3 separate regions of the Mus musculus genome follow, and regions 1 and 2 are each linked to region 3. Evidence: chromatin loops called from intact Hi-C (ENCODE). Cell type or tissue: left cerebral cortex. All regions are shown on one strand.

Evidence for each region. A loop is a pair of places that touch in the nucleus more often than their neighbours do. Peaks named below come from ENCODE experiments on the same cell type or tissue, not always from the same donor. Only the 100,000 strongest peaks of a DNase experiment are listed, where the experiment ranks them.
Region 1: a loop joins it to region 3, with 4 times the contacts of the local background. A loop is called at or near these places in 2 of 42 quality-filtered maps.
Region 2: a loop joins it to region 3, with 2.0 times the contacts of the local background. A loop is called at or near these places in 2 of 42 quality-filtered maps.

Annotation. Positions count from the first base shown.
Region 1 is chr8:128,268,615-128,276,614 of GRCm38, reverse strand. All of the region lies in intron 1 of A930035F09Rik (a long non-coding RNA gene), which reads left to right. Among named protein-coding and RNA genes, the nearest start is that of Mir21c, 5.6 kb to the left of the region's middle. In left cerebral cortex, no CTCF peak of the experiment used is centred here; DNase peaks (open chromatin) are centred at 3,461 and 6,092.
Region 2 is chr8:127,670,780-127,678,779 of GRCm38, reverse strand. It overlaps Gm32532 (a long non-coding RNA gene), which reads left to right. Exons shown (of 4, transcript XR_388233.1): 3 at 567-785; 4 at 1,268-1,714. Among named protein-coding and RNA genes, the nearest start is that of Gm32532, 16 kb to the left of the region's middle. In left cerebral cortex, no CTCF peak of the experiment used is centred here; a DNase peak (open chromatin) is centred at 3,251.
Region 3 is chr8:128,160,912-128,168,911 of GRCm38, reverse strand. No RefSeq gene overlaps it. Among named protein-coding and RNA genes, the nearest start is that of Mir21c, 110 kb to the left of the region's middle. In left cerebral cortex, no CTCF peak of the experiment used is centred here; DNase peaks (open chromatin) are centred at 2,217, 2,641 and 3,770; H3K27ac peaks cover 829 bases.

The sequences.
Region 1 (8,000 bases), 110 kb before region 3:
TACAGGCAGGAGGCAGAGGGTGATAGATGCTGATAGATAGGTGCTCATCTGGGTTTCTCTTTTTTATCCGTCCCAGACACAGGAGGATTTTCCATTTCAGCTAATGACACCTAGAACAGCATTGCCAAATATGCCCAGAGGTTTGTCTTCTAGATGACTCTAAATCTTGCAGATATCAAAGGTAGAGTGTAAATTAAAAATTCCATGAAAGGTTGTCTATACATGAATGGCAGTTAAACACAGAGCTGAAGGATAATCAATAATTGTCATTGTGATTTTAAAAGCAGGCAAACTATCATCCAAAAGGGAAGACATTTCAAAGTACAGAAAGGTTTAGGGTGTAGTTCATTTGGTAGAGTACTCACACACAGCCTCAGCTAGATTTCCAGAAGCACATAAGCCACACCTATAATTCCAAGGCTCACGTTTTAGAGGCAGGAGGTTCTGGAGTTAAAACCATCCTTGGCAACAGAGATAATTTGAGACCAGCATAGACTACATGGAACCCTGTCTCAAAAGCTAGCAAACAAGCAAACTAAGTAATGCATAAACTCACAGAACATTAAAAGTTAAGAACTGTAATAAGAAATGACTGTTCTACCAGAAGAAATGGTTTAAATAGATTATAACAATGAATTTAAGAGACAAAACCATTTCATTTTTACCAAGAAATCATCTTGAAAAGTATAAGAATCTAAGGAAGACACACTGGGTAAAAAGAGGGTGTCACTCTTATAGTCTTGCTGAACCATAGACCTGGTGTCATGTTCAAGAGAAGTATACAGAGTGTTAAAGGATAGGATGTACAAAAAAAAAAAAAATTAACAGCTAGCCTGGTGTGGTGGCACATGCCTGTAATCCCAGATTGCGGGAGGCACAGTTAGAAAGATCTAACAATTCCAAAGTCAGTCTTGGCTGCAGAACAAATTCCAGGCTAGCCAGAGCTACAGAAATAAAAGCAAAAAGAAAACTAGCAAGCAAACAGACAAACAAGGAAGCAAACTAAGAAACAGATATACAACCTAGTAAACGGTAAAGGAAGAAGGAGTGCTCTCAGACACGGGAATAAATGTGTCTGAGCATTCCATCTTAGCAAAACCCAACACATACAGAAAGTTTGAGAGAATGGTAGCCATACAGATAGAGATCAGTCTGAATGTATGGTTAATGTGATTAATGTGAAGAACTGTGTACTTACTGGAGGGAGAAGCCATTGGATTGCTTAGCATCAAAAAAATCTGGGTATATGTTAAAGAGTCAATATAAAGAAACCCATGAAAATTAAGGGTAGGGGTCAAGGATTCAGCTCAGAGGTAGAACGCTCACAGAGTGTGTGCAAGGCTCTGGCTTCAGTGCCAAATACTATAATGTCAAAACTAGAGATGAAGAAAAGCAAAAGAGGTACACAAAATATTATATTGGCAGTGTTATGTCCCACAATGACTTGGGACAATGCTTCTTACACACACAGTGAGGTGTGAGGAGAGATGAAGATGTCCTAGGGAAGAACCCTGAAAGGTATGCAGCAGAGGGGATGAACATGCTGACACACCCTGAGGATCATACATTGGCTGTTGATTTTAGGTTACAGAGAGAGAGAATGATGCTGCACCCTGAGCAACACCAACCAAACAGGGAGCAGAGGGTTTGGGGTAATGGGTATGATTACTAGGCAGTGCAGGTTGGAGCCAGGGTCACCTGGGTGACTGTGTCCAGATAGCTGACACAATCCTGATCTAACTCACCAAAAAGTAAAGTGACTTTAAAAGCAAGAGGATACAGGACATGTTATAACATGGTGTCATACACAAGGAAAGGGTGATACAAAGTGCTGGACAAAGTGCTCTATACACAAGAGAGCTAGACAGTGGCCAGTGGTCAAGTGTTCAGTTTACTGAGAGAGTTGTTGCTTATCTGCTTGTTTTTGTAAGCTCTCAGACTCTCCAGTATGGGGACTCAATGGTTCTAGCTGTTCTCTGCTGTTGTAGCAAACACCATGACCAAAAGCAGTTTAGGAAAGGAAAGGATTTAGTTGGCTTGCACTTCCAGGCTACAGTTCATCATTGAAGGAAGTCAAGACAGGGATTCAAGCAAGAACTTGAAACAGAAAACATGGAGGAAGGAATACTGTTTGGTAGGTCAGTTGGGTTCACACTTACCTAGATTTTTTTATACAGCTCAGGACACCCTGTGCAGGGATGGTGCCACCCATAGTGAACTGAGTCTTTCTGTATTGATAAACAATTGAGATAATTCCCATAGATGTGTCCACAGTCCTGTCTGATCTAGTCAGTTGTTTTGTTTTTTTTTTATAACCTTAGATGTGTCAGTATGACAAAGATAATACATGTACAGATATATGCTACCCAATGTAGAGTCTAGTTTTGATTAAGTGAGTTTGGGGTAATACACAGACTCACTGTCAGTCTGATATGGGTAACCAGGAATCTTTCCTATGGGCCCTGTTGCCGTCTCTTGACCTGTGATCCTCTAGTGCTCTAGAGAAACAGATTCTCATGTACTCACAGATGTAACAGTACAAAGATGAATCAGGAAAGAAAAGGACAAGTTCCCATAGCCCATGGCTTTCCAGAACATTCTGGGATCTGTGAGGATAAACATAGGAACTCAAGCTCTTGATGGATTTGGTTCATGACTGCTATGTTTTCCTACCACAAAGTCATAATCAGATAATTGAAAAACAAAAAAGTCTTAAATACATTTCTATTACCCAGTATGCTATTTTTCAAGTAGCAAATAGTGAGTCTATCAGTCCAGCCCAGAGTGATAGTTTAGATAAAAGAGAAATGCTGTTTCTAAACTCTGGTCATAACTCTGAGATCTTATACTTCTCTGTGTTTCCCTTCCTGTGAATCGAGGAGGAACATGGGCCAAGCTTTGATGGGTATTCTCCACAGAAAAGAACAAGATAAAGAGCTCAGTGTTAGCATCCTCAGTGCTATGTGTGAAGTGGGGTGGAGGTTACAGAGGAGCCACAGAGGTAGTTTGGGCCTTGGGAAGAAAGTTCTGGAAGAGTGCAGATAAAAATCTTCATGGGGTTTGCACAGAACATGATGGGGGATGCTACTGGTAAGGATAAGCCAGCCATACCCAGAGACTTCAGGGGGGTAGTTCGTGCCTGAGAGAACAGAAAGGAGGAAGATCTAACAAGGATGGGACCCATTGGCTTTAGAGGTTGAAGTATCTATTTCCTGGAGAAGTGAAGTATTCATTGTTCTGAGGAGAATTTGGGTGGCTGAGGGAAGAGATTGCTGAGAGAAGGGTCAACAGGAAGTAAGAGGGCTTGCCAGGAGGTGGCCAAACATTGCTCTATCACCAGGATGAAGCTCAGTTCTGGGGGCAACAGCTGCCCACACTAACATGCTGTGAGTGGGAACCCTGGTATGACTCACAAGCATTTCAGTTGTGATTCAGAGTCCACAGTTGAGAGAAGACGAAATAAACAGTGGACCTGGGGCCGCTTATGCCTCATTCAGGGGAGGGAGGGTGAGATGACAGAAGAGTTGGCGACAGCCCTGGTAAGTGGGCCAAGGACCAAGCAGGGAGTGAGTTGTGTGAGCCCTCTGACTGAAGGTGACTTGGCTAGAGACAGAGGCAGCTCTGCTGCAGATTACTGAAAGGATGTGGGGGTGGAGTTAGGAATGTGAATGGCACTAGCAAGTGGCCTGCAGCTTTAAGCTAAATCTTTGTTAGGGAAAAGGGCAGTGCACTCACAGGCAGGCCACAGAGCTGTGTGCCACATCCTTTGCATTTTGGGAACCTCTTGGCTCTTTTCTCAGATTCCTATGGAGCTTTGTGACCCAGAGGGCAGGAAAGGAGGAGCCACCGAGAGGGACCTTACTAAGATGAAGCTTTTATGGACTTCCAAATTCCAGAGAGTATGCATTCTCTAATAATTCCACAATTGTGTGCTGGTTAGATATACTATGGTATGCTAAGTGAATAAAATTGTGCTTAGGGAGCACAAGAATGAGTCTGATCTTTAGTACCCACCTAAAAAGAACAGGCATGGTAGCACATGCCTATACTCCCAGTAATGGCAGTAGCAGTGTTGACAGGGCATGGGTGGTATTAAAGTTTAGATTACCTGGGGCTCGATGGCCAGGTTATTTAACCTACATGGCAAGTTCCAGGGCATTGAGAGCCCCTGTCTCAAAAGCAACAGCAAAAGGTAAACAGACACCCAAGCCTGTCCTCTGACCTGTACATACATATGAACATACAAATCACACACAACTACCACCCAGGAAGTCTCAGTGATTTCTACCATCTGCAGATAGTATAATGCTCTTTCTGAACATGGTTGTGTCTCTGATTTAGGTAACAAATGAAAGTGCAAAATGAGGCTTGCCATAGAAGCTAGCTTTGCTCTCACAGTAGGGATTATCGTTATCTTCCCAGTTCAGGCAGGATCTCCAGGGACTTCATAGAAAATCCTGAGGCTCTTCACCTATGGAGTACAGAATCACACACGGAACATGGTTCTAAAAGACTGAGAGACATGAAAGGTTTTGTATGGGTAAACATGATTTAAATGGATTTAAGGAGGAAGGCAAGAGGTGTGCTTGCTGGATGGAGGCTGAGGATGGAGCTGATCAGTAGGACTCAAGGCCATAGGCAGGAGTTCGACTTCACTGAGGAGGGGAGGAAGAAATGTTCCTCTATGTACAGCAGCATCACTGTGAGCTACACAATATCAAACCCGTGGTGAAGAATGGAATCAAAGGAAGGAATGATGGCAACACAGAAGAATGGGAGGGAGAGCATGGTGCATATCTAGATGCCTCTGGTTAGTAGCAAAGAAACCCAGAGTCTCCTGGAATCTTCTTCACACTGGTCAGGGCTTACAGAGCAAAGTTCAGATCTGACAGCAGTGGCTCCAAACCCTATCACTGACTGCTCCTTTACAAAATAAAGGCTCACAAATGAACACAGGGTGGTTGAAAACTGCAGCTTCTCAGAGGGAGACTTAAAGAGCACACCACCATGTCCTGGGGTGGAAAGCAAGAGCTGACTTTAGTGACAGATGAGGTTGCATCTGAGTGGCTCCTGATACAGAAAAAAAACACACAATGAATTTCTACAGATGATACATTGAAACAAGGAAATGCTTATGAAAGATGGATGAAGCAAATCTCATGGAGAAGGTGGAGGCAATGCCAGCATAAATGTCATCCATGCAGCCAGTGTGTACACAGCATCAGGGCATCAGCTATGTGGCTTTCTGTGGACTTGGGCTTGGTTTGTACTTTCTGAGTAATGTGACTTCTTGGGCATTTTTTTTTAGAAACACAAAGCTTGACATTATGTCCTTCACACACACACACACACAAACTTAGACTCAGATCGACACACACAGGCACACACCCACCCCCACTGGCACACACATAGACATATATACACAATCTCAGTCATACACATATAGCCAGCCACATACAGAGATACACATATATGCACACACATGTATGCATGAGTTTAGACACACAGAGATGTACATACACAGGCATACGTGTATATACAAACACACAGATACAGACTCATACTAACACATACACAGGCATACCCACCCACTGGTGCATACCCACCCACTGGTACACACACACACACACACACACACACACACACACATACACACACAGACATATACTGACACATACACAGGCATACCCACCAGTGATATACACACACACACAAATGCACAGATATAGACACATACTGGCACACACAGAAAGACACACACCCACCGTCACACACAAAGATACACATATATGCAGTGGCACACACATGCAGGAGCATAGTCATGTGCACAGAGGAACACACAAGGCTGTGACAGCATATTCTAAAGCAAGCAAATATCTTTATTAGACTATTCTGTGCTGACGGTTTCATCTACTTTGAGTAACCATAAAGAGTGGCCTATCCAATGAGGTCACTCTTGCTTCTGCTCAAAGGCAAGTGAAGGATGAGGACAGTGTAAGGCTTTATAGTAAGACCGTGGTTATGAGGATTGGAGCTGTGCAAAGCAGCTGAGGGAGTAGCAATGAAGCTTCCAGAATGGCACATGGGAGACTCCAGACTGTACAGCAGAAGAAAGCAGCTAGCAGGGGCTGAGCCAGCTCAGCAGAGCAGAGCTGAGGTCCTGAGTAAGTACTTCTGAAATCCAGGGGATGTCTTTAGACCACGAAGATATTAAGGGGTTTGTGGTACCCATTCCAAAATGAACACAGTGCTGGTAAGAAGCATGGAGTTTGATGAGGAGAAAGGAGTGCATAAAATGAATACTTTTCCTCTGTACTGCCAGTGGAGAGCCAGAAAGGCCTGCACACTGAGTATGAATCCAAAGAAAACAACTCACAGAAAAGGGGGGGTCTCCCTTCGGAGCTGTGTTAGCACATAGATTGCTATGAAAGCTTGTTCATACAAGTAAAAATCTGATGGATGCACATAGTTAGATGTGTGTGTGTGAGAGACAGAGAGAGAGAGGTGATATATTTTATAACAGATGCTATTAGAGTTTTAAGTCTGATTTTCTTGCTTCCATTAGCTAATATAACTGGTCAAAGATTCTTAGGGGAAGGTCAGAAATAATCTTGAAGCTCACTACAAGATATAGCAGCTAATAGAGATGCAGAGGGGCATCCAACAAGGTTGAGAACCCCTTGATGGCTGGATGGGAAGAGGGATGGATGAAAATGATTGATGGTTCTCAAATATAGATAAAGAGGAGGTGTATGGGTTTTCTTGTTGTTGTGACCAAGCACACTGCAAAAACAACCTTAGGGAGAAAGGATTGGCTCACAGTTGAAGACTGCAGTCCACATGGAGGGGAAGGCATGGTACCTCCAGACCCACAGTGGCAAAACTATAACTCCTGAAGGTTCAACAACCTGCCAAAAGAGTGCCACTACTTGGGGGACTTTTCATATTCAAGCCACAATGTGTTTAACATGAATTCAACACGATCCAGTAGTACAAGACTGAAAGAAATAAAATAAAATGGAGATGAGCTAAAAGGGAAACTCACTGGAAAACAGGGAATGAGGCAAAGAAGCTCGTTGTACACCAAAGACAGTCTAAGACTGTGTGAGCACTGGGTCCAGTTCATATTCAAGAAAGAGAATCTCACAGCCCCCAGGCCCCACCTAGTTTCCCTCCGTCTTCTCCAGACACCGTGTCCACAACAGTACAGGCAAAGGTGTCTCCTCCATAGTCAGCTTCTGCATACTCCCTTTCCACCACACAGAGAAATAAAATGTATGTCTAATTGGCTTTCTAATAACGCTAATTAGCTCAGGCCTTTGTGATCCATAAAGAACAGAGGGTGCTTCCATCTTCCTATCACACTGCTGGGGCTGCTGGGGCTGCTGGGGCTGCTGGGGCTGCTGGGGCTGCTGGGGCTGCTGGGGCTGCTGGGGCTGCTGGGGCTGAGCCTCACGCTGCTCCTTGCTGTCTTAGAAGAGACTTTGAAACTGCTTCAGTGAAAAATCTCTATTTTGCTACTGCATATTCAAACCCAAGGTGTTAAGCAGTGAAAGCGGTTATGACAGAGTTCTAAGGGATGTTCTAGAAGGAAGGGCTATATTAAAACAGGAAGCAGTCTCTAGAATAGCATGGAGTTGTAATAATTGGACAGCATTGGCCATTTCTACCCATCTTTGTACTGTCCAGCTCTGGGAGGAACCAAAGAGAAAGTCTGCTTTTGTCTGTATCTGAAATGTCTCTGGGCCCATGGATTGAAGGTTAGATCACCCCTTGAGAGGTGGTCAGAAATGAAGATGAGAAAAGTAGTAGGAAGTCTTCTAGCTGTTAGGGGTGCACCCTTTAAGGAAAATATAGGGCCTCTGCCCTTTATCTTGTTCATTTCCTGGCCACACAGGGAGCTGATCTGCTCTTGGTACTTTCCAAGCTACAGCTCTGAAGCAACAAGACAAAGTGATCAGGCACAGAAGCCAACAAAACCGGGCCATACATGAACATGG
Region 2 (8,000 bases), 490 kb after region 3:
AAGGAAAGGATGGAAGGGAGGAAGGGAAGAAGGAAGGAAGAGAGGAGGGAAGGAAGGCAGAATAGAAGGAAGGGGGAGGGTAGGAAGAAAGGATGGAAGGAAGAAAGGAAATGAGGAAGGCATGCAGGCAGAATGAAAGGAAAGAAGGGAGAAGGAGGGAAGGAAGAGAGGAAGGGAGAATGAAGGAAGGGAAGAAAGGAGGGAAGAAAGGAAAGAAAGCAGGCAGGCAGGTTTTGTTTGACTCACAGTTTGAGGGTGCAGTGCATTGGGGCAGATAAGTCTTGGCAGTGGGAGTGTGAGTAGCTAGTCACTGTGCATTCACAGTCAGAAAGCAGAAAGCGAGGGATGCTTTCTCCTTTGTATCCTCTCCAGGGTCCTAGCCCAAGGGATGGAGCATGGGTTTGGAGCACATCAATTAATCCAGTCTAGATAATCCTTCCTAGGCATGACCAGAAGATTGTCTTGTCAGTGATTCTAGATCCTGTGGAGCTGACTATCAATATTAGCCACCATGCCTGGTCAGCACATCGGGATGACAACTTTAATTTTAAGCATTACATCTGCAGGTGCAGTACATACCAGCAATTGTCATTACCGTACGTCGGAGGCTGGCATCTATGCTGCAAGTTGCTGTTTGAGAGCTTCAGAGTGGCCCAATGCTTTGATATAACCACAGGAGTCAGAAATATTCTCTGAGGGACAGCGTCCTACCCACCTGCAGATGGAGGTGTTTGAGCATGCTCACTCAGCTGGAATGTACGTTTTCTCCCTCGCTCCAGGTGTAGGTAAGCCTCCAGAGGGCCCTCAGACTCACAATCTCCCAGCATCCTCCGTCTGAGGTTACAGACATATACTACTATGTCCCGTACACATGCAAAATGTTCAGATTTATTTTTTAAAAATGACTTTAGGTCAGAAAAGTGTTTACTTTACAAACATGAGGACCTGAGGCAGAACTAACATACAAAAAACAAAAACAAAAAACAAAAAACCAAAACAAACAAACAAAAATGTGTGCAGTGGGGAGCACATGCAACCTAAGCACTGGGGAAGACAAAGACAGGTGGATCCCAGTTTGGGATGTTTGCAGAGCTGTAGGTTCAGTAAAAGACTCTGTCTGAACAATGAGGTGGATGGGGCCTAAGGAATAACATTAAAAATTGTCTTCTGACCTCCACATGTACACATACACACACACACACACACCCCACATCACATCACATACACAAACACATGCTCATACACAAAATGGACTTATTTTCAACAGTTAGATTGCTGAATAGCACAGTCTGCCATCTTGACAGGAAGTCACTCAGGAAAGTCTGCCAACTCCTTTGGCAAGAAAGGTCTCTTGGAAGAGTCTGGATGGATAGTCAGCATCTTCAGGATCAGAAGGAAGTACCCTATCCTGCAGTGAGCACCTTCCAACGGAACAGTCACTGCAGTGTTTGGACAGGACATCACTGTCTTGCTCTGGGAAGGAAACAGGGGTGAAGCCCTGCCCTGCACTTGGACCTCTAGGTTATCTGCCAAGACTTACATGGTGGAAAGAGCAGACAATGACAACCATTACAGCATAATATGACCCCGGTCCTCCTGCTCCACAAACCGTGAGCACGGAGGAGACATGCAACACCTGTCCGTACCTGCCTAGGTGACATTGCCTTCCACATTGCCTTCCACCTCCTCCCTAACTGTAGCCACTGACTCCCCTTCCTAGCTAATATTATTAAACAAAATCTGAGGACCTCACCCTTCTTTGCTTCCTGTATGAGTGCACTGAACATCTGGACACAGGATGTGTGTGGGCCCTGAGCAGTTAAAGCTCAGTCAAAATGCTTGCAGTGTCGTGAGAGGGCCTGTACTTACTTAGCGTTAGCTGTTAGCGGATTCCAAGTGGCAATCCCTGTGCCTGCTTTGATGGTTGATCTTCATTTTCAACTTGCTGGGGTTTAGAATCACCATGGAAACAGACTTCTAGGTGTGTTTATAGATGGGGGAGTTCTTCTCAGCAAGGAAGACTCCCTTTGAGTATGAACAACAGCACCCTGTGGCTAGAGTCCCAGGCTGAATAAAAAGGACCCCAGTGACCAGAACCCAGCATCGTTTGGCTCCTGTCTACTGACTGATCCAATGTGTCCGGCTGCCTGATGCCCTGTCCCCATGACATCTGCTCATGACAGAACACCCTCAAACTGGGAGCCAGAGTGAAGCCCCTCTTGCTGAAGTTGCTTTGTTTGCCATTTCTCCACACCGATGAGAAGTAGCTAATGCTGTTTATAGGATGTAGGTAACCTGGGTTCAGCTGTATCTCAGCCTCTGTGTTCTGACTTGATAAATAAGCAGTTACTATTAGCACAAGCAACAATGCTCTGATCAGCTCAGGTACTGAAAAGACCTCCTAAGGGACTGTGGCACAGGGACTTTGCAGACATTGTAAGATTGGCAGAGAAGTGGGTGATTACATCATTCAAAGTGGAATTGCTTCCACTTGTTACCCCAAAAGCTGCATACTCAAAGCCATGTGTCAATCATCAAATATTTAGCAAAACCCACCATGTGTCAGGTACTTGTCTAGCTTCTGAATCTGCAGAAGTGAACATGACAAGCAGGAAAGGCAGACGTTTGTCTCCTCAAAAGAAGGCCAGCAAGGATGGGAGTCAGGCAAGTGTCAAGTGAGAATAGATCTCCACCCACTCAGAGCATGCTGGTTGCTCACAGACAGTGATCACAGTCAAAGCTCACAGCTGAGTTGGAGACTCACTTCTATCTTTCCTAGCCTAGCTCAGTCTAGCTTTGCACCATGTTAGACTGAAGAGCCACCTCAACTACATCCCCTGGTATCAACAGGGGAGACTTGGATAATATATCCTATCCATGATACAGAGGTAAGAGTACTGACCATTGTATCAACAAAAGCTTGAAGACACCAGGCAAAGTTGGATATAGAACTAAGGTTGGTCCAGGCCTGACTGAATGCTATGCAGTCTCTCTTTCCACTAGACTAGAATGAACACTAGAATCATCTCAGTGTAAAGCTTTGAAGACCCAGAATGCAAAGCGAAGACAGACTGGGTAAAACAGACTGGGTAAAGCCAACGCACCCCAAGCTGGTCCCAGGGCCAATTAGCCGGCCAGCCTGTCTGAGTGGGATGAGGCAGCTCTCAATGAATTCCACTATTTTTATAGCAAGGCAAACTCCAAGAGTTGTCTGGGATTTATTTCAGGCCCTCTTTAGGATGGGAAAGTAAAGCCTCCCCTGTTTGTACAAGCTACTACGTGTTTACAGAGAGATTCAGAGCAGACTGCCAACTGAAGAACATGGGCTGGCCTAGTTTTGAAGAGAATCTTAATTAGTAACACCAGCAAGGAAAAAAAAAATCCCATTTGGACCAAGATTCCATGTCCCAGAAGTTGTCATCTCGACTCTCCTAAGGCTTATGGATAACTCTTTATTTCTGGAACTATCTTGTGAAGATGGAGTGGAAGAATCCCAATGATATATTTATCTCATTACATCAAAGGGGAAAATTCCAGCAACTCCCAGCTCACACATAGAGGCACAGGCACTTCGTAGCAGTGTCCACCCTGAGGCTCTGGCTTCCTTTGCTAGCCCTTCTGTCTCAGGAAAGAAGAATTCCCTTGGTGCCACCCAGGCCTGTGTTCTGGATGTCTAGGTGGGCCCCCGGTGATGCTGACATTTTTATTTTGCAGACCATAGTTAGAGCATCGAGGGTTTAGGTCATGACTGCACATCTGATAAGTCCTCACTCAGAAGTGACACCCATGGCTTGGGGAACTGGCTCTGTAAAGTACAGGATCCCTGGGACTCACAGTCAGCCTGGCTTTATTGGTGAGCTCTGGGACAATGATAAAACATATCTCAAAAACCAAAGCGAATAGTTCTGTAGGAATGTCAGTTAAGGTTGACCGCTTACCTCCAGATGCATTAGCACACGTGCATGTGACAAAAGAAAGGTGAGGAAGGAAAGGAGGATGTGGAGGTGAGAGGGACTCACTCCTACACAGGGTTGGGAGTCAGCGATACTAGAGAATGGAGTGCCTGGAGGAGGGGAGGCACTCACTCTGTCTCTAGAGTACCTGGACACTGTGTGGTCTTTTCCAGGCCTCGGGAGAGATGCTGCAGGAAGATGTCACCCAATGCACAGCATCTCCTTCTCCAGAGTCTCTCCATGGCCAGCAAACACTTTCCTGCTTTCCATTGCAGGGACAGAGAGTTTGCGGGTGGTTTGGATTTTTGCTTTTGGAGACTCAGCTTTGGCCATTCATCACCAGCTGATCTTTAAGGAGGGACCCTGTTGAGGGCTGGGTTTACCCAAGGCTTCCCCTGAGTCCCTAATGAATGGAGAAAGAACCAGGGTGGTACAGAGTCAGGAATGGCCTGGGTCCAAAGCTTTGGCAAAGCTGTAGCTTCAGATCCTGTAACCCCAACTCTTCCTACCCTAAAAGACTATGATTATCAGTCCCAAGATATCCTGTGTTCCCTTTGTGTAACACTGTCTGATTAGCTTCCCGCTGACTTCATCCCATTGTATGATAGCTTTCTGCTGGCTCTGTCCCATTTCTCCCCTGGAACATATAAAATGCTGTACTTCTTAATCAGCTTGTTTAGCATAAGGCAGCTTGTGCAAGACCTCCCAGTCCCAGCCTTTGTCCTCTTTCTTGTCTTATCTCCTGGCCATCCCACTTAGGACCCTTGGATGGCCTATTTATCCAGACCTAGGAATGAGTCAGAACCCCCCTTTGCCACCTCCAGAAGGGACTATTACAGAGTCCTTAACTATTGCATTGAGATTGCCCGTAACTGGCTCTGAGACCTCAGCTCAGTTTCTCTTCTGCCAGTGACTTGACCTGTCCTACTCTGGCAGCTTGGACATGTCTAACTTTGCTGCTTCCTTATTTCACCCTCCCCATGATATCTTAATCCATGATAGATGTTTTCAAAATAAGTATGTTTTCTTAGCAGAAGCAAAGATGGAAGAAGTGAAAAAATAAACTATTAGTTAAGCACAGTCAGCCGTCTATATCTGTGAGCCCAGCTCCTGGGAAGTGGAGGCAGGAGGATCAGGAGTTCATGGTTATTTTTGGCTACATGGTGAGTTTGAATCCATCCTGGGCTTCATTGAAATGAAGAGGGTTGGGGGGGGTGTCACAGTTTATAAAGTCCCTGCCATGTAAGCATGAGAAACAGAGTTTGATCCTCAGAGTCCTTGCATGTTTGTAATCCCAGCATTGAGGTGGAAATGGAAGGATGCTGGTACATGCTGCCCAGTCAGTCAACCTGAGTCAGTGAACTCCAGCTTCAATAAGAGAGCCTGTCTTAAAATATAAGGTGCAGAATGAAAGAATGAAGGAGACACTTGTTGTTAACCTCTGGCCTCCACATATATTCAAACACATATGTACATAGGCACACAGATGAAAATGAATGAACAAGAAAAATAAAACGCAACTATTAACTACAAAAAAATGACAAGATGAAAAAAAACCAATAAGATGGCATTCCCTCATGTGTTTGATGAACGAATAACAGAATCCTGTTCAGGGTTCACCTTCTATAAGAGACTGTGAAAAACTCTGCTTTCCCACATTTTCTGGATAATAATCTGGCTGCTGGGGTGGACTTGGAATAGAGCTGGAGTCAAGAATCACAGAAGCAAAGATTAATATAATCCAGTGGTCCCACAACTGTGTCTTCCCTCAGCTTCCATGGATCTGTAGTGTGCAGAGCAGACATGGTTGTATAGATGCTCATATAATATAACATTTTGGCAACTTGTCATTTGAGCAGATTTGTTTACTCACAGAACTCTCCAGAAGCCTCAATGAACTAGGCACATGCCTGGCTAGTTTGAGGACTAAGGCATGGGGGACTCAGGTGTCCCTTTCATATAGATTGTTAGCTGGGGGGGGGGGGCTTTGTGTGTGAAAGTTCTTGGTTGTCTTTCAAAATATTTCCTAGGTCAAAAAATATCTACGAATGCTTCCATGTGGCCTCACTAACAGGCTGTGTTTTCTCTCACCTTGTCTTATATGTGGTGTATCATACTTGTGTAACCCAAGATTCAGAGCATTGTTCTAGGCCATGCTATAACAACAAGGCATCTACGTCACGATGGTCTCTCCCAACTCTTACACCAGTTGTCTTTGCCTCCTCCCACAGACCCTGAGTAAAATGTCTCTAAGATAGGCTATTTGCCTTCCCTAAACCATGAATGTCAGAAAGTGGAAGGGAGGGTTAGTCAAGAGTTCCTGACATTTTAGTCAAGAACAGACCACATATATGGTGATGGACCTTCAGGATTATGTTGGGACTGCCAAAGTCCCATAGTCTAGTGACATCACAACTGTTACTCACTACTCAACAGGATGCTCACACGTGTGTGGTCATGCTTTGAAACAACCTCATTGCACTGCCAGCTGTAAAAAGGCATTGTGCACAGGGATGGGGAGACAGACAGATCAGTCCATAAAGTGCTGGCCCTGCAAACTTAAAGACATGAGTTGAGTCCCCAAAACCCATATTTAAAAAGTCAGGTGTGGTGGTAGCCTCTTGTATTCCCAACACTTGGAAGGTATGGACAGGAGGATTCCTGGGGCTCACTGGAAAGCTAGCCTAATCTAGTGGCATGTTCCACGTCAGTGAGAGACCTCATCTCAATCATAAGATGAAGCCAATGAGTTGATTATGCACTTGGTAAGGCATGTGCTCTGTGAGCCTGACCACATGAGTCAATCACTAGAACTCACATGAAGGTGGGGGAGAGTGACCTGGCTCCACTCATCTATCCTTTGACCTCCACATGTGCTGTGGTACTGAAATTTCCATAATTCCCATGTCCATACTCTGTACACACACACAAACACACACACACACACACACACACACACATATATATATATATAATAAGGTGTATAGTACCTGAGAAATGACATTGCAGAGTGATCTCTAACCTCCACACTCAGACACATAAACACATGCACACACACTTACATACACTCTCACAAATACATACACACAGAGAACATAGTGATAATACTGTATACAGTGCCCAGCACTTGATAATGACAATAGCTGACTGCTGGCTTGAGTGGGTCCTAAACTAGACTTTTAATCATTATTTCAGAATGACTTCTTTCCCATATGAAAGTTTCCTGGAAAGCGTTGTGCTGTGTTACACCAGCCACAGACTTTCACATCTTTAATTTACTGTCCCTCTTCATTGTATTGCTTTCTCTGGTGTGTGATTTAGTCATCTTGTAAAGTTTTTTGTTTTGTTTTTCCTTCATAGCCTGGGGCTATAGGCCATTACATAATGGCCTCTGTGCCACCAGGCCAACACATCTACTCATACATACTCCCTAACTCATACACCCACTAGCAAGCAATCTGTCTCTGTCTCTCTGTCTCTCTGTCTCTCTGTCTCTGTCTCTCTGTCTCTGTCTCTCTCTCTCTCTCTCACACACACACACACACACAGGAGGAGACTGTGATATTAGGTTTATCAGATAATTGTGAATATAATGCTAGGATTCTTATAATGCTAAGATTCTGAGGATGTATCTAAAATGTATCACGGATTAATTGTAAAACAGAAACTAAGAGTTTAAAACAGACTGAGTTATCTATAATACATTTTATTTGCTGCCCCAAAAGAGAAAGTAGGGAAAGAAAGAAAGAAACGTTGGAGTAATAGGCCCAACTTTTTTTAGAATTACAGGTGTGAGAAGGACGGTAAGCCCAAGCAGAGTAAATGAAAGGACTCTCGCCTTCCCTTCACACATAAGCTATAGAAAAAACAAAATCAAAGAGAAAAATCTAGAGAACAATAAGAAAGGACCAGTTAGAACCAGCGGCTGAATTCTCAAAAGTGTCCCAAAGCTGCAAACCAGCGAAAAACACTCTTCAGAAATGGAAGAAAATGGCAACCAAAATGGACATTTATAGGCAGTATTCCCATGCTCCAAAATACCCAAGG
Region 3 (8,000 bases):
TGCAGAATTAAACAAAGATTCCAGTAGTATTTTAAGTCATGTATTATCCTTTAAATGTTCACTACCCACAATGATTAATCTTCATAATCAGTTCAACAGGATCTAGAGTCACCTAGGAGACGGAAAATACTTTAAAGTGGCATTTATGTCTCTCAATCTGACTATCAGGCTATTGATCCCAAAGTAATGGAAATTTCCCCAGGAATCTTAAGCTGGGAGAAGGAAAACACTGCTACCATGCTCCCCAAATGCCCAAGAAAAAGAGGTGTGTCCTGAAACCAGATTTCACACAGTTCTAATAACTTGTCTGATCATTTTACAGGATGATACTGAAGCCCAGACAATGATAGGTCATTGGTGGGCAGCATCTTGAATGGAACTGATTAATTAACTCATCCTTGGTACTCTATTTAAACTTTAGTCTCATTTCAGGATCCTGAAGATAAATTTGGGCAAGTTGGTTCACAGGAGCTCTTTGTCTCTCTTTGGAAAAAAAAAAATCTCCTTTTTCTGTTTTCCACAAATGATTGGCATATTGAGGATGGTGGCTGGACTTGGCTTGGGACCCTGGTTGTGTGACCCCAGGTTTGATAATGAAAGTAAGATGAGCGCTCTTGACTGCTGATGCAGCACAATTCTGCTTCTTGCTCCTGCAACTATGAATTCCCTGCCACATCCAACTGTACTTTTCAACTGTGGACCAGAATAAACCCTACCTTCTTCCTTCTTTGAGTTGTTTCAGTCAGATGCTTCATCAGTGCACCCATCAAGGAAAGTGACTAATGCTCACACTGACTTCCTCAGGATGGGTAGGGAGTGACTGGCATGCAAATTAAAGTTCAAATGCTATTATCTTAACGCTGGATTCTCCTAAACAGACAAAACTCAGGTACAATTTTCATCTTCCTCATCTCTTTCTTTGGTTTTTTGGTTTTTGGTTTTTTTTTTTTCCTTCTTGGAGATAGGGTCTTACTATCTAGCTCTGTTTGGCCTGGAACCTGTGCCTCCTACCTCAGCCTCCCAGTGTTGGGATTAGATGTGCACCACCATGCCCAGCTTCTCTTTTCTTCAAAGGTACTCCCTGCACCCTCCAAGTCACCCTAGTATGCTGGTAGAGATTCCTTCCCAAAGCAAGCCATTGTTTATTGATGTTAGTTGTACAAGCTCTCAAAAAGGTCCCATGAAGGCACTATGCTCCAGTATAGGGGAAAGCCAGGGCCTGGAAGAGGGAGTGGGCGGGTTGGTGAGCAGGGGAGGGGAAGGGGGGGGGAAGGTTTTCGGGAGGGGAGACCAGGAAAGGGGATAACATTTGAAATGTAAATAAAGAAAATATCTAATAAAAAAGAGAAAAGAAAAAAGAATTTGCAATTTTGAGATGATTAATGAATTGATGGTAGGGATAGCTGAGCCAGATTTAGATTGTTCTACTCAAGTCATAGCAATAATGGTAGCTCACTGATCTGTGCAATATATGCAATGATGGAGACTTGAGTCTCTGTATGATAGTAATTCAAGGGTTGGGAAAATGGCTCAGTAGATAAGGTGCTGACTGTGTAAGCATGGGGATCTGAATTTGATCTTCATGTGCAAAAGCTAGGCATGGGGGTACACACTTAAAATCCCAGGGCTGGGTAAACAGAGCAGAAGAGGCTCTAAGTTCAGCAAAAGACCCTCTCTCAATAAAGAAAGACAGTGCCTGAGGGATAACATCTGAGGTGGCCTTTGGTCCATGCATGTATGCACACATACATCTACAAACACATCCCAACATATGCATATGTTGAATCAGTTTTAAGCGTCTTTATAGATATATTTGTTAGTGAGGATATAAAGCAAAGAAGTGGTGGTAATAAATGAAAAGCATTTTCTAAATGTTGCGAAAAGTATTACAATTGGGCCTCGGCTCTTCAGTTGATGAAGTTGCTAGATCTGCAATCTAAACTAGCAGCAGAATGCCATTAAACCCTAGGCATGGAGTGCACTGGAGTTTACCTCTCTGAAGTGAATGCAGATTACCATTTTAATAATGTGCAGTTTTGTTAAATGTTAATAGTGGCCCTGAGTTCATCCTGGCTCACAATTTCTGAAAGGCAGAAGATTCACCTTGGAATTGAGCATCCATGAGAAAGAATCCATCAAACAAATGCATCCCTCTTCATCTTGGGCTAATTTTATCCCACAGTCCCTGGCTATCTGCAAGCTGCCTAAGTGATTCACGGTGCATTTTCACATTGCTTTTTATTCAAAGAATAAACGTGAATTATCTTGTTTACTGTCACCACAGCTTGGCAATTATTATTAGCTCCATCTTATATTTGGAAAAATAGAAGTTCGAGATCCTTCAAGAGTCACAGTTGAGGAGAGACAAAGAGCAAATCTCATGGGGAATACTCACAGGACTTAGACTTCATAGGTGTTTCAGATAGAGATGCTCCCATCAATGATCATCCAGCTAACCTCATCATTTTGAGGGTGAGGATGGGGATGTCAGGACTGTTCCAGTGTTCTATTTAGCAAACTTAAATACTCTCGGTTTCATTTCCACTTCCTGAGTTTGAGATGAGAATACTTTCAGTAGCTGTTTTCTAATAATAGGACTCTCATAACCGCTAATGGGATTGTGCCAGAGTGGGTGGAAGCCTCAGTGTAATGTCTAGCTAACGTATATGCCAGTCATGCTGAAGAGGGCACTGGGTGGGGGCTGAGCCAGACTACCATCTCTTGTAGGACATTTGTTTGCTTCCTGTAAACGGGCCTCAGGCCTGCTTTTGGATCAGTATCTCTACCTCTAAAATTAGGTGTTGCACTAAATCTTTAACGTTCTTAGAGTCTTACGTGCCACCGTTCTCACTTTCTTTATATAAAATTTTCAAGTGCATAATATACACATATGTCATAGGAATGCAAATTTGCAGACACTATAGAGAGAGGGGGGAAAAAGCAGAAAGTAGAAATGGAAGATTCCAGGGCAGTTGACTATATTTCAAGGTAAGTGTTCTCTAAGGAGAAAAATGATTCCATTCTTCTTAATGTGCTTTTTAGAAGGCGATAGATTCTGGGCACCTGGTATCTTGTCTATTTCCTTTCCGGAGTTTTGAAGTTTGTTCTTTGAAAGTGGTATCAAAGTCTGTCACCTGATGTGGTTGTTAGGTTCATTGTCAACTTGACACAGACTAGAGTCATCTGGGAAGATAGAACTTCAGTTGAGAAAATGGCTCCATAAGATTGGCCTGTAGGCAAGTCTGTGGAACATTTTCTTGATTAATGATTGATATGCAAGGACCCAGCTCATGGTGGGCCATGCCATCCCTAGGAAGTTAGTCTTTAGTTGTATAAAAAAATCAACTTGAGCAAGCCTTAGGAAACAAGTCAGTAAGTGTTTCTCCATGTTCTCTGCTGCAGTTCTTGCTAGAGTGCCTGTCCTAGCTTCTCTTTATAATGGACTGTGATTGAGATGAGTAAGCCAAAAAAAACTCTTCCCTCCCCATGTTTGTTGACCATGGTATCTGTATTGTGGCAGTGAGAAGCAAACTAGAACACCTGGTTATTGTGGTTGCTTTGCTCATGGGAGGACTTAGGATATGTAACTCCATCACACTGAAGAAGGAAAGGGCAGACTTGTTTCTGAATGAAGTTCCCTGAGTTCATCTGCACCGTGGAATGATGACTTGGTTCCACAACACTCATCAGCTATGCTCCTGCCGTCACACATGGAGGAGTATGAGGTTGTGACTCAGTCCTACCACATTCCTCTAGCAAGGGTCCCACGCCATCACAGATGGGGGAGTATGACTCAGTCCTACCACGTTCTTCTGGCAATGATCACAGCATTGCAGATGGAGCTCTGTAAGCCTGACTCTAGAAAAGTGTGAGTCAGGATGAATTATGAGAGTCGGCAGGCCTACAAACACTTTCTTTAATAATTAGCCTAAGGTGAAGGGGGGACTAAACTCACTAAACTCCCATTTCATACCACCCAAACCATGTACTGCTAATATCTGACTGAGCACAGAAATCCATCTTCAGGTGATGCGGCTTAAAACCTCATTTGTAAAGCACAGCCTGAAGGGCTTCCAGCAAAGAGTGAAGGGCTGTAAACACTGCTTTTGGGCTCCATCATCTCTTTGGGGGACACCATAGGTCACTGATCAGAGCCTTACAGCTGTGGTTGAATGCACCTTGGAGAGAGCCCATAGGCAAACACAACATGGGTATATGTTCCCAGAGGGAAAGGAGAGTCCCTCATCATACACACAAACTCTGTGCTTTCCTTATACAGGCTCACAAAAGCCAAAGTGCAGAAAGCATAATGTCTCCATAACCCTTCAATGAGACAAAGTGAGGTCTGTGTCACTGCCTTGGCAGGTTGGTACTCAGATGTAGTAATTGAACTGTGCAGACAAATCCTTATCCATGCCAGTTTAGAAACCTGCTTTATGAAGCTATTGGGAAAAACTCTCAGGAAAAACAGAAACAAGAATCTCCTAGTCTACCTGTCAATGTTTGTTGTGTATCTACAGTCTGGAGGGAGTTACTGTGAGGCACACTGGGAAGAGCTAAGTATGTGGGGTAGTTCCAGCTCTTAGAATCTTCCAGTCTAGCTCAAAAGGCAACATAGCTGAACAGATGATCCTGGGAAGGGCATTGCAAGTAAACAAAAATGATGAGTTGATGGAGCTCAAAGCAGGAACTGTGAAGGGGGTTGTAGAAGTCAAGAGATATTTCTCAGAATTGGGCTGGAGATAATGATCATTTGGCACAGTGCTTGTCTAATGAAGGTGTTCACCCCTAATCCCTGCACTAGGGAGTCAGAAGCAGGAGGAGCACAAGTTCAAAGTCATCCTTCCAACATAGTGAGTTCAAGGATGCTTGAGATCCTGTGTCAAAGACTCAAAGAAGGCAGAGGAAGGGCAGTGGGAAGGTGAAAGGTAGAGAAGGAGAGAGAATGTGGGGGTAAAGGAGGAGTGATGGAGAGTGAGAAGAGGAGGAGAGGGAGAGATGAAGAGCTTTACAGAAAGAGGGAAGAGAAGGAGAAAGAAAGAGAAGGAGAAAGGGAAGGGAAGAAGAGGGGTCAGCCATGGAGCATGTCTTAGGAGGAGCTGAGAGTGTGGCTGTATAGTAGACACTTTGTGTGTGACCTGGAGACTTCTCTACACTCCTGGGCAATGACTCTGTCAACTTATGTCATTTCCCCTGGACTTGTCATGGTTCATTTATTTTTCTTTTTGAAATCCCTGGATTCTACAGAAAAGGTCATCCAGCAAAATCTAAGACTTCATCTACCTAGTGCTTTGTGCCACAGAGCTGAGGTGGAGCCTTCAGAAAAAGTCACTGAAACCATGTACCAGTCAATCAGTGCAAGGATTTGGTCTATCAGGTAGCCTCTAAACTCCAGGGTCAAATGAAAAGAAGCCAGCTCTCAGATGGGCATGGCCTAGCTCTCCATCATACATGCCATCAGACATGGGCTAGTTCAGTGGAGTCAAGCATTGACTCCAGTCTGCATCTGCCTTTCCCCTTTCCTTGAGGAATGTTGAGAACTGGGCACTAAGAACTGAAGTAAACATCAAGATAAACCAATGTTCAACCCACTTGCCTCAGTATAATGTAGAATTCTGGGCTGCAGCTTTGGCTTGTTAATAGGACTGGGCTTAGAAAATCATGGTAAGCATTCTCCCTTCCCTCATTCTCTCTGCTCTTCACCTTCTTATCCCTATTTCCTTCCCTTCTACCCTCTCTTTTCTCAGTTTTCAATATAGCACACAAGGTCAAGGGTTTCATGATGAAAATTTCACACACATATGTCACACACTTTGCCAACCTATTTCCTGTCTGCCTTTATATCAGGTTGATGATCTGTGTGCATAACTATGCACACACACACACACACACACACACACACACAGAGCAAGACAGTCAGAGAGAGACAAAGAGTATATGTGTGAGGAAGAAGATATGAGATTTATCTTTCTGAGTCTGGCTTATTTTTCATCACATATTCTTTCTCCTGTTTTCATTCTTTTGTTCTTTCATTTATTCTTTTCTCTTAGTAGACACTGGTGTTTGTCAGGCCTGCATTACAGTGGGGCTCTCTATATAGAAATGAAATATTGATCCCTTGTCTCTGAGACTCTGCATGCTCTGCTCCCTTCACACCACAGCCATGACCCAGGTCCAGCTCAGGAAAATGCCCAGGGGATTGAAATCCCCTGAATGGCTCTTCAGCTGAAATTTTTCCTACAAAAGCATCTGACGGTTTCAAGAATGAGAAGGGATGGACTTTTCCCAGCAAAGATGAGTACAACCCATAGTGCCAATTTCTCTCTTCCCACCCACAAAGTTGGTCAGCACTGGATCATTTGGGTACCACAGGTATGCAGAAGAGCCTGGGTGGCCAGCAGGCAGTGGCTGGGAGATTCTCATTGCTACCTAGCATGTGTTAGGCTCTCAGACCAAAATAGCAAGAACAGCAGCATGAGAGCCAGGGCTGTGTGGGTCCCAGGCAGAAAATGAGCAATACATCCTGGGTGACAGGGCCAAAAATCATTAGCCTAAACTGAGCAGGAGGTCTGGGGTTCCTGGAAGCTTGTCCTTCATAAAGAGACTATGCATTTTGGTCGCTAAGTCTGGCAGATGTCCTTTAACCAATTTTTAAAAAGCTAACATCACTGATATTTGGACAAGGTGACATCTAAAGACTCCTGATAGGGTTCCTTGGGAAAACCTAAAGTCACTTTTGTGAGATCCTGCCAAAGTCCGTGACCACCTAAGCAGGAAGAAATATCAGAGAAACTGAACAGAAAAACAAACTAGAACACTCCAAAAGGTCAAAGTCAGGAGAGACAGAGTAGAGCAAAAAGATAGTTTCAGACTCAGAGGACTAAAGAGGTATGATGGAAATGAGGTGGATCAGGTCGCTACAAAAGGCATAAAGCCAAGGAAACCCAAGCATGTGCTGTGGAGGAGGAAATGGGATGACATGAAGACTTTGTCCCTTTGACCACTGTCCTAAGGCTAAGAATAAGAATGTACTCTGCTCTCGGGAAACAATGTAGCATGACTGGCAAAGATACCTCTCGCTCAGTCTTGAATGACAGAGGGCGGAAAAATCCATCTGCTAATCATCTATCTACATGTGAATCATCTCTATCTATCTATCTATCTATCTATCTATCTATCTATCTATCTATCTATCTATCTATCTGTCTATCTGTCTATCTGTCTATCTGTCTATCTGTCTATCTGTCTATCCGTCTATCCGTCTATCTATCTATCTATCTATCTATCTATCTATCTATCTATCTATCTATCTATCTATCATCAATCTATCATCTATCTATCTATCTATCTATCTATCTATCTATCATCTATCTATCTATCTATCATCTATCTATCTATCTATCTATCTATCTATCTATCTATCTATCTATCTCTATCATCTATCTAGTTATCTATCATCTATCATCATCTATCATCTCTATCTTTCTTTCTTTCTTTCTTTCTTTCTTTCTTTCTTTCTTTCTTTCTTTCTTTCTTTCTTTCTATCATCTCTCTTTCTCTGCGTACCTAACATCTACCATTCTATCTTCTGTTTACCTACCAACTATCACCTATCTGTATCTACTAAGAAAAAGAATGAAACAACAAATGAGGCAAATTCTAAATAATTGATGTACGAGGTAAACTATACAAAGTGTCTTAGTTCTATTAAAAAAAATTTTTTTTGCCACTACTAGGAATTGAACCTACAGCCTCATGCATTCCAACTAAACACTTCAGATTGTTCCAAGTAAATACTGAGATATATCCCCAGCCAAGTTTGATAGATAGACAGACAGATAGACAGTCTTGCAACCATTCTGGCATTTGAAAAATATTTAAATCTAAAATTAACATTGTTTCTCTAATATTAAAATGCTATTAGTGTTTCTATTAGTGTTAAAATGTTTCTATTAGTGTTTCTATTAGTGTTAAAATGTTAATAGTGTTTCTCTAATATT